Regions from separate parts of the Homo sapiens genome. Here region 1 is linked to region 2. Evidence: chromatin contacts called from ENCODE Hi-C data. All regions are on one chromosome and are shown on one strand. Each heading gives the region's core, a stretch centred on a gene start or an enhancer-like site at or near the end of the contact. The rest is flanking DNA. Distances are from core to core; before and after follow the strand shown. Region 1 holds the start of MIPEP (mitochondrial intermediate peptidase). Region 2 holds the start of POMP (proteasome maturation protein).

Region 1 (4,947 bases), core at 1,354-3,853, 4.8 Mb after region 2:
CCAGGAAAACATGGCCCCAAGGGGCTTGCAGGGCCCATGGGAGAGAAAGGCCTCCGAGGAGAGACTGGGCCTCAGGGGCAGAAGGGGAATAAGGGTGACGTGGGTCCCACTGGTCCTGAGGGGCCAAGGGGCAACATTGGGCCTTTGGGCCCAACTGGTTTACCGGGCCCCATGGGCCCTATTGGAAAGCCTGGTCCCAAGGGAGAAGCTGGACCCACGGGGCCCCAGGGTGAGCCAGGAGTCCGGGGAATAAGAGGCTGGAAAGGAGATCGAGGAGAGAAAGGGAAAATCGGTGAGACTCTAGTCTTGCCAAAAAGTGCTTTCACTGTGGGGCTCACGGTGCTGAGCAAGTTTCCTTCTTCAGATGTGCCCATTAAATTTGATAAGATCCTGTATAATGAATTCAACCATTATGATACAGCAGTGGGGAAATTCACGTGCCACATTGCTGGGGTCTATTACTTCACCTACCACATCACTGTTTTCTCCAGGAATGTTCAGGTGTCTTTGGTCAAAAACGGAGTAAAAATACTGCACACCAGAGATGCTTACGTGAGCTCTGAGGACCAGGCCTCTGGCAGCATTGTCCTGCAGCTGAAGCTCGGGGATGAGATGTGGCTGCAGGTGACAGGAGGAGAGAGGTTCAATGGCTTGTTTGCTGATGAGGACGATGACACAACTTTCACAGGGTTCCTTCTGTTCAGCAGCCAGTGACAGAGGAGAGTTTATAAATCTGCCAGACCATCCATCAGAATCAGCTTGGGATGAACTTATTCAGATGGTTTTACTTTATTAATTCCTCCAATTATTACAATAATCATAAAAAGGTGAAAACGGAAAAGTTATTCCCAAAACTGATTCTATGTAACTTACTATTTTTCCAGGAGTAAATATTTAAAATAGCTGCATGGTTTATTCTAATTTATTTCACATTTCTTATTCCTATTATCTGAAGAATCCTTTGTCTGTGCATTTCTTGTGGGAAGAGTGTTTTGATATCATTTTAGTGCTCTGAGGAGTCATATGAAGATGTATCCCTCATCTGTGTTTCTGAGGACATTAAGGGGAAATTAGAGGGAAATGTTTATTCCATTTAGTACTAGTAACAGCTTTAAGCTGGTGATGCTGTCACACTCCAGAAAGCTGTAGACACTGCTCATTTTGTCTTTTTTTAAAAAATGTATTTTTAAGTTCTGGAATACATATGCAGAACGTGCAGGTTTGTTACATAAAAATGTGCTGTGGTGGTTTGCTGCATCTGTCAACCCATCACCTATGCAGGTATTAAGCCCTGCATGCATTAGCTATTTGTCCTGGTGCTTTCCCTCCCATTTTGCTCATTTTCTAACCTAGGTTTTAATCACCATTCTATCCAACAAATCATTGTTTGATCATTATTTGCCAGACATGAATCTCTACTTGTTTTCTAGGATCGCCCTAATAAAGTACACAAACTGGGAGTCTTTAAACAACAGAAACGGACTTTCTCACAGTTCTGTAGGCTGGAAGTTTGAGATCACCGTAGCAGCAGGGCCATCCTCCCTCCAAAGGGGATACAGGAGGATGCAGCCTTGCTGCTTCCAGCTTCTGGCAGCTGGTGGCAGCATCACTCCAGTCCCCGCCTCCATCTTCAGGTGGCTGTCCTCCTCCTGTATCAGCCAAATTTTCCTCTTCTTACAAGAACAGCTTCCCTAATCTAGTATGACCCATCTTAATCATAATTGCAAACTCCATATTTTCAAATAAGGTCACATGTACAGGCACCGAGGGTTAGGACTTCAGCATCTATTTTGGGAGACACAGTTCAACCCAATCTGCCCTCTGGTTCCCAAAATTGATTTCCTTCTCATGTGCAAAATACATTTTCGCACCATGTCAACATTACCAAAAGTCTTAACACTTTCCGCATCAACTCCTCTCACCATCTACATCATTTAAATAAGCTACAGAGGAGACTTACTGTGTGATTCATCGTGTGGCAAAATGTCTCTCCATCTGTGATCCTGTGAAGCGAGACGAGTTAATCCACTTCTAAAAGACCGGGGGTTGGAGGGGGAGACAGGCATAGGGTAGACAATCCATTCCAAAAGAGAGAAAGGGGAAGGAAAAAAGGGTTCACGGGTCCCAGGCAATTCTGAAACCCTGGAGGGAAAATCCCATTAGACTTCTTTCACTATTTCCCATCTAAAATTTTTAACTGAGCTATGCAAGAGTAAAAAGTTACCGGACAGAGACACCAAACAGAGAAGTGCAGGATAAATTTACCAAGAGAGTAGGTTAAAAGGGAAACTTCTCCTTCAGGCCTATGGTGGGCATTTCTTGTTTACTCAAGTACCTGCCGTCTCTCAAAGAATATCTAATGTCCACTGGAATTCGAATATGTCATGATTTTACTCGCGCCCACCCCTAGTCAACTTGGGAGGGAAGCGCAACCCTAGCCTTTTCTTACTCTGGACACAGGGGGCGGTAAACCGGGAGGGCGGCCGAGAAGGCGAGGGGGAGCGACGCTCTTGCTCTCTGGACGACAACGTGCCCACGTCCTGAGGCCGCGCCCAGACCCGGAAGCGGGGCCGTCACGTGGGGCGGCGTGGGCTGCTGCCTTGGAAACGCGGAGCGCGCGCTCCCAGCGAAAGCAGCAGGGCAGGGATCTGCGTTGGAGGAAGGGACTGCTCTGGTGCTAGAATGCTGTGCGTCGGAAGGCTGGGCGGCTTGGGAGCCAGAGCAGCAGCTCTGCCGCCCCGCCGGGCGGGCCGGGGAAGCCTCGAAGCCGGGATCCGGGCCCGAAGGGTCAGCACCAGCTGGTCTCCCGTGGGCGCCGCCTTCAATGTCAAGCCCCAGGGCAGCCGCTTGGACCTGTTCGGCGAGCGCCGGGTGAGCGGCGCAGGAGGAGCTCCCCTCAGTCCCCGAGCTAAGCCGACCCCTGCTCCGCGCGGCCAGCAACAATCAGGGCGAGATTGTTTGGGCCTGGGAGGAGGCGAGCAGCGAACCCACCTTTTACAGTGGCGTCTTGTGTGCGCTCTCGATGAGGGCAAGGTCACCTCTGCTTTGAGGGGCCGGGTTTAGTGGTCTCCTACCCAGAGTGTCGGGTCCGGGAACTGCTTCTGCATGAGCCCCTTGCTCCACGTGAATCTGAATAGTTCGTTCTGGCAGTGGCGGTGAATTCGTCCTGCCAGGACCCGCCCTCTGCATACACTCAGGCGCACCCCTGCTAAAGCCCTTTAGCTCCAGCGCTACAGTCCTGCCTTAAGAGGCCTATCCCTGTGCGTTCACAGGCGGCATCACATGGTCTTTTTGCAAGGACACGGCTGCCTGCAGTCGAGTAATGGTAATTTCATTAATACCTGAAATTCCATCATCTATTAATTAATTTATTTCAAAGCTTTGGGCTTTCTTGTTTTAAAACACAAAACTCTGTTGAGACGAGTCTCACTTCCCATAGTGCCATGGAATTGGTCACTTTGATTTCTTACCCCAGGAAGTCACTAGCCTGCGTTGTCTAGTGAAAGGTGAGAGGAAGGCAAGGTTGGAAAGGACTTACCTGATGCCTGTTCTACTTGGAGTTTGTACATTTTGTCCGTTTTAGGTTAAGGATTACTTTTATTTTTGCCTTTTAAAATTTCGTTATACTGTATTGCCTTATAAAGACAAGTCTAGGGTATTGTTGCACTGAGCTAAAGTGTGTGATTCTTGTTTTATCTCCATTATCAGTTTTGTCTATTTAAAAATTATTTTGTGTGAAATTTGCTACACCACCTTCCTTAAGGGTATGTAGTGTTGGTATTAACATAGTTGGTGTGAAGAGACCTACTTGTAGGCGCTGAGCAGAAAGACGTGAGGGGAAGCCTGATTTTGGGTGGATGAGATATAACTAATTTTAGCTTTTATTTTTCCCTTTTTGTATCATGATATTCGGCACTGATAGCAGATTTTCAAATTTTAGAATTGATTTTTGCCTTGAAAAAAAAAAAGCCTTATTCAGTTTTTTAGCATTATGGTCACTGGTAATCCGATAGTTAGAATTCCCGAGAGCAATATGGGCAGGTTGTACTGGGAAGTGGAAGTAGTCTGTGCTTGAATCAAATTAAATCAGTATAAAGATGACATTTGTTTTTGGTCCTGATTTTCCTTTGTCTCCCACTGACTTTCTTTTATTTTATTTTTTATCTTGTAATATATTTTGAAGAGAGATTACTAGCTTAACTTCATCCATCCCTTCTTGTAGAAACAGTAGGGCTTGTCAGGCCTGAAGGTTTACCTGTTCGTATTTCTGAAAATCTATGCGTTAAGCACCTACAAAGTGAATTAACAAAGCCTAGCATCTGCTCCGGTCACTTGTTTCTTTCATTGAGTTCCCCCATGTGTTAGACATTCTATTGGATAGCTGGTTAAAGAAATGAAGGGCAGGGCTCTTGGGTCTGGAAGCTCACCTTTTCAGGAGAGAAGACTTTCAAACAGATAAATTGTAATAGAGAAGTATGGAAAAGTGTGGGCTTTACAGATGTACAGAGCGGGTTCGAGTTCTGTCTTTCCCAATATTAATTTGTGACCTCAAACAAGTTTTTTCTAACGTCTTAAAGCATGTGGCCTGATCTGTAAAAGAATGATACTCTGTTCTGTAGGATTGTGTGATTTAAATGAGAACCTATGTAAAGTAGCAGGCACACTTCATGGTATGCAGTAGGTGCATATTAAATGCTTTTTCCCCCTGCCTTCCTGAGTGTGCTAACAAGTGTGATTGAATAGGTAACAAGAGAATGGTCATTACCATTAGATCAGTGATTTTTGTTTTTATCAAGATATTGAAATGTCTTTGTAACGTATAAAATTTGCTCCCAGTTTCAGCCTATGATTTTAATATGTTCATTACATTTTTCTAAAATATCTATTGCTTCATAGTCAACTCATCCTCCCTATTTGATAGTTATAGAATAATTGGTACTATGTACT
Region 2 (4,464 bases), core at 20-2,519:
CTACTTTATTAAAAAGTACTGGGTATCTCATGTAATTTATTGAATACTGTACTGAAAGTGAAAAACAGAATGGCTGTATTGGTACTCAAATATGGCCTCTACTGACTGTGTATGGATTTCACACCATCATAAAGTCAGAAGATTGTTGAACCACCAGAAGTTGGGGACCTTCAGCAGAGATGTGTGATTGTTGCTTTCCAAATGTATCTTCTATTACTTCCCTATATGAACATTCTCCTCCTTCTGGACTGCTTTATTGTAAAGTAACAAGGTTTCAACGCACAAAGAAAAGGTGAATTCTGACTTCTGGATTCTGTTATTGTCATTTTTCCCAATTTCCTTCTGTAAAATATCAAGATTAGTACTTGCTGTTTCTAATAAAGGAAGGAGCCGAGAAAGGCAAATCTACGAAAACCTAACTACTAGTTACATTTGAGAGTGCCTAAAAAACTTTTTAGATAACGATTAGCAGTATTTACCAATAGAAACTTTCTAGATTTGGATGGATGGCCTACCAGCAGTACCGATATCAGAGTCTGTGGCAATGGTGACTCAGTGTTCTTCTCAAATACCACAACTTCTAAGTTAAAAAGAAAGAGAAAGTGGTGGGGAGGAGAAGGAGGGAGGAGATATACTAACAATACTGGCAAACAGGGAATAGCAACTGTCTGATTTTTTCCCCTCTAACATCTAGCACACTACAAGCTCTCAAAAAAGTTTGTAGAGCAAAGCTGCGTTACACAAATGCGACCTATAGTTGTGGGCTGTTTACTAGGCAGTTACAAGGGCGGGGGCTGGGGGAGATGAGGAGTCTGAGAGCTCTGGGCTCCCAGAGGTTACCCGTCAAGGAAAGGGTCGCCAGCGCCACCCCACAGAACGTTGCACTTTCACGGCTGCCTTTTCCACTTCTGCGCCAAGTAAGGGGAGGAGGTCTGGGCCTGCTGGGGTCTAAGGGATGGAAGGGCGCAAACCGAGCTAAGAGGAGCAGGATGAAGCCGAAGCACTGCTAGTGGGACTAGTGCCGGGCCCCGGCGACAGTCACGACCCACCCAAACCCCGTGACTCGACAGATTATGGCGCCTGAGGCCGGCCTCAGCCCCACGCTGCCGCCGCCGCCGCCACCGGGGACGGGTTGGGAGGCGACTGCCTGTTTCTGCCGAGCCACGGTCCCGAGCCCGCGTGGAACTCCAGCCGCCCGGGTACCCACTCACCATCTTCCGCAGCTCTGCGAACAGCCTCTCTGCCCCGTTACCGTCAGTCGACCCCGCCGCTCACTTCCGTTTCCGAGGGCTGGCCCCCACATCCGCCGGAAGTGCGTCCGTCCTGGCGAGGAAGGAAGGAGGGCGCGGGACGCCGGAGGGAGCTGCGCGGGGCCGAGGCTCCCACGCTTGCAATCCCAAGGGACCCAGGGCCAAGGGCGCAGTAAGGGTGTGGGCTGGGAGGAGGGAGGGGTCGGGACGAGACGTGCCTGAGGGGAGGGAAGACACGGACTCCGGTTTATTAATAAACATCTACGGTTTGTACGGCATTTTAAGATGTGCAGTGTGCTTTTGTAGGTACATCGCCTTATTTAACACAAAACCTCTCTGAGGTAGCTATTACATTTCACAGAAGGGTAAACGAGGCGTAGGTGGTTTGAGTGATTTGCTTGAGATCGTTCGGCTAATAAAGCAAAATTGGGACACAAGGCTTTTGTCATTTTTAAAAAACATAATATTGAAGGCCTGGTATGTTCCGAACCCTGTGCTGAGGCTAGGAATACAAAAAAGGACCAGGCCGGTGTGGCCTCTGGGCTAGAGGAGCAGGGGTACTCCGGAGGCTAGAGGGGAGAGAGGGGACGATAGTGACTACAAATTAAGTAAATGTGATCATGACCGACATATGTTGGGCCCTTTGAATTGCGTTATCAACACAGTTCTAAGTGCTTACATCCTTTATCTCTTTTAATCTTTTCAATAACCTTACAAGTACAATTTACAGGTGAAGAAACCGAGACATGAAGGGCTTAAATAAATATGCCTAAGGACATATTTATGAGTCTAGAATCCATGCTCATTACACTATTCTGTATTGTTCAAATATAATGTAATAAAACGGCCTTATAGTCTGCTGCCACAGGATGGAGACATCTTAGGGAATCTTTGGACTGACAGCTAAAAGATAAGAGCGAACTAGTTTGGGGTAGTAGGATATTTAAAACAACATTACGTGCAGATCTGCTTGTGCAAAAACGGAACTGGAAAGAAGGCCTAAGTCTGGCTAAAGTTCAGAAAGTAAAGTGGAGAGTACTGTGAGATGAGGTTGTAAGTAGATGGAGGCAAGTGGTTTTTGTTGTTGTTTTTGTTTGTTTGTTCTAAATAATGATAGGGTTTAGCTATGTTGCCCAGGTCTGCGTTGAACTCCTGGGCTCAAGCGATTCTCCTGCTGCAGCCGGCTGAGTAATGGGAACTACAGGCGTGCATCATGGGACCTAGCTACAGGTTTTTTATGCAGCCTTTGTAGGCAAGATTAAGGATGAGGCTTTGTCTTTAAAAAGCCATCGAAGGATTTGAGAGAGGAAAATGATAAGGCCATATATGTTATGTATATCCACTGCCATGGTCATACAACTTTGAAGTTCCAGATGTTATGTGTTCTGCCATGCTGTCCTTTAGGTGTCTTCTGGTCCTTCACAATAGCCATGTTTAATCCTGAGATTTGAGTTGGAGTGTTTCGTTTGCATCTTTTTTTCTTTCCGTCAATTCCACCTGAGAAATTGTAAAACTGCGAATCTTTTCTTAAAAATCATTTTAACATTTGCTGATTGCTCACAGTTCAATGAATATGTATTGAACATTTGCTTGGTACTAGATTCTGGAGCTATAAAGAAGAAAAGAGCAATTCCCTGTACCTGAGATGCTTATATATTTTCCTGGGGAAATAGACATGCAAACAGATATTTAAAATGCAGCATGGGCTGGGTGCAGTGGCTCACACCTGTAATCCTAGCACTTTGGGAGCTGGAAGCAGGCAGATCACTTGAGGTCAGTAGTTCGACACCAGCCTGGCCAACATGGCAAAAGCCCATCTCTACTAAAGATACAAAAAAAAAAATTAGCCAGACATCATGGTGCATGCTTGTAGTCCCAGCTATTCAGGAGACTGAGGCACGAGAGTCGCTTGAACCTGAGAGGTAGAGGTTGCAGTGAGCAGAGATCACGCCACTGCACTCCAGCCTAGGTGACACAGCAAGACTCCATCTCAAATAATAATAATAAAATAATAAAATGCAGTGTGATAAATGCTTGATAGAGAAAGGGGCTAAACCAGAAAGTTGTTGGGAGCAGGAGAAAACAGCATTCACGGAAGAGGAACATGTAAAGGCAAGAGATCTGTGAAAAGTCGTGTTGTTATCTGAGTAATGGAAAACATTTCCCTGTGGCTGGAGCTCTGGGTGAGCAGGTGAAGCAAAATGAGATGAGGTTGGAGGGACAGGTTGGGGCCAAAACGAAGGGCCTTCTATGGTATGCTGAGGTTTAGGGCTTTTTCTTATAGACAACAGGAGATAATGGAGGTCTTTTCACAAACATTTGGCATTAAAAAAAAAAAATTCTGGTGGCAGCATGAAGGACAGACTAAGATTGGGAGAAAGTAGGAACCAGGATACCATTTAAGCCACTAATGGTACGCTAAGGTAGTGTCACATACTGGAAAGGCTTTGAAAGGAAGGAAAAAGTAGGAGTGAACCTAAGAAATACCAGAATTCAAAAGACAGCCAGAAGAAGGGGAGCCTGCTTTAAAGGCTATGCCATCTTCGAATCAAAAGGGCAAGGAAGTATTGAGAGGTTAGAAAGTAGTTCAAAAGTAGCTAAAAAGGGATCATAAAGCCCTGAAAATAGGCTTTTGGTGACCAGTGTGAAGAGTTGTTTTAGTGGCTCAGCAAGGAGAAAATTCCCTTTATTTTGAGTCTTACACTCAAGTTTATGTCCTATTTTAAATGGTTTGTTACAGTATTAACTAATACGGGGTACTTTTGAGTATGCTAAATAAGAAGTAAATTAGATTTGATGCTGGAATGATTTAATTATGTTTACTTAAGCTTTATGTTAAATAGCTTAGAGGATAGAACATTAGTAATGATAGCTAACATTTGTTACATGTCAGGCCAGGGTTTAGTTTTTTGCATATATTGTTTCAATTAATCCTGTGAGGTAGATACTATCATTATGCACATTTCACAGAAAATGCTGAGGCATTGTATGAGAACAAGCACCCTATTTTGTTTTACTTTTTGTAGTCGTCTTTGACTTTACTCTTAAGTCAGTCTGGTGACATAGCTAGGTAAACTGAGGACAAATTCAGCTTCATTCACATCTGGCAAGAACCCTCCTCCCTCCTCCTAGCTCTTTCCCCATTTGTTACCTCATCTGTCTCCTGTTTGGGTACTATTCTTGTACTTCATCTTGTCAGCTGAATTTGGGTCTT

What was found. Hi-C counts contacts between places; a loop is a spot of excess contacts on that map. Pooled maps may share reads with other maps.
Region 1: a loop to region 2 is called in a map of naive thymus-derived CD4-positive, alpha-beta T cell, with 21 times the contacts of the local background. The contact joins the promoter of MIPEP here to the promoter of POMP in region 2. A Hi-C loop is called at or near these places in 2 of 168 maps with a recorded cell type or tissue (CD8-positive, alpha-beta T cell and naive thymus-derived CD4-positive, alpha-beta T cell) and 5 of 50 pooled maps.

The regions. Positions count from the first base shown.
Region 1 is chr13:23,887,056-23,892,002 of GRCh38, reverse strand. MIPEP (mitochondrial intermediate peptidase) reads left to right here and starts at 2,603. Exons shown (of 19, transcript NM_005932.4): 1 at 2,603-2,871. The coding sequence starts at 2,683. It overlaps PCOTH (prostate and testis expressed opposite C1QTNF9B and MIPEP), which reads right to left and starts at 3,135. Exons shown (of 4, transcript NR_172510.1): 1 at 2,992-3,135; 2 at 1,961-2,003; 3 at 472-618; 4 at 1-390. It overlaps C1QTNF9B (C1q and TNF related 9B), which reads left to right. Exons shown (of 5, transcript NM_001007537.3): 5 at 1-904. The coding sequence ends at 714. RefSeq lists enhancers at 2,204-2,263, 2,323-2,823.
Region 2 is chr13:28,655,935-28,660,398 of GRCh38, reverse strand. POMP (proteasome maturation protein) reads right to left here and starts at 1,269. Exons shown (of 6, transcript NM_015932.6): 1 at 1,212-1,269. The coding sequence starts at 1,214. RefSeq lists a silencer at 1,337-1,396 and an enhancer at 1,617-1,776.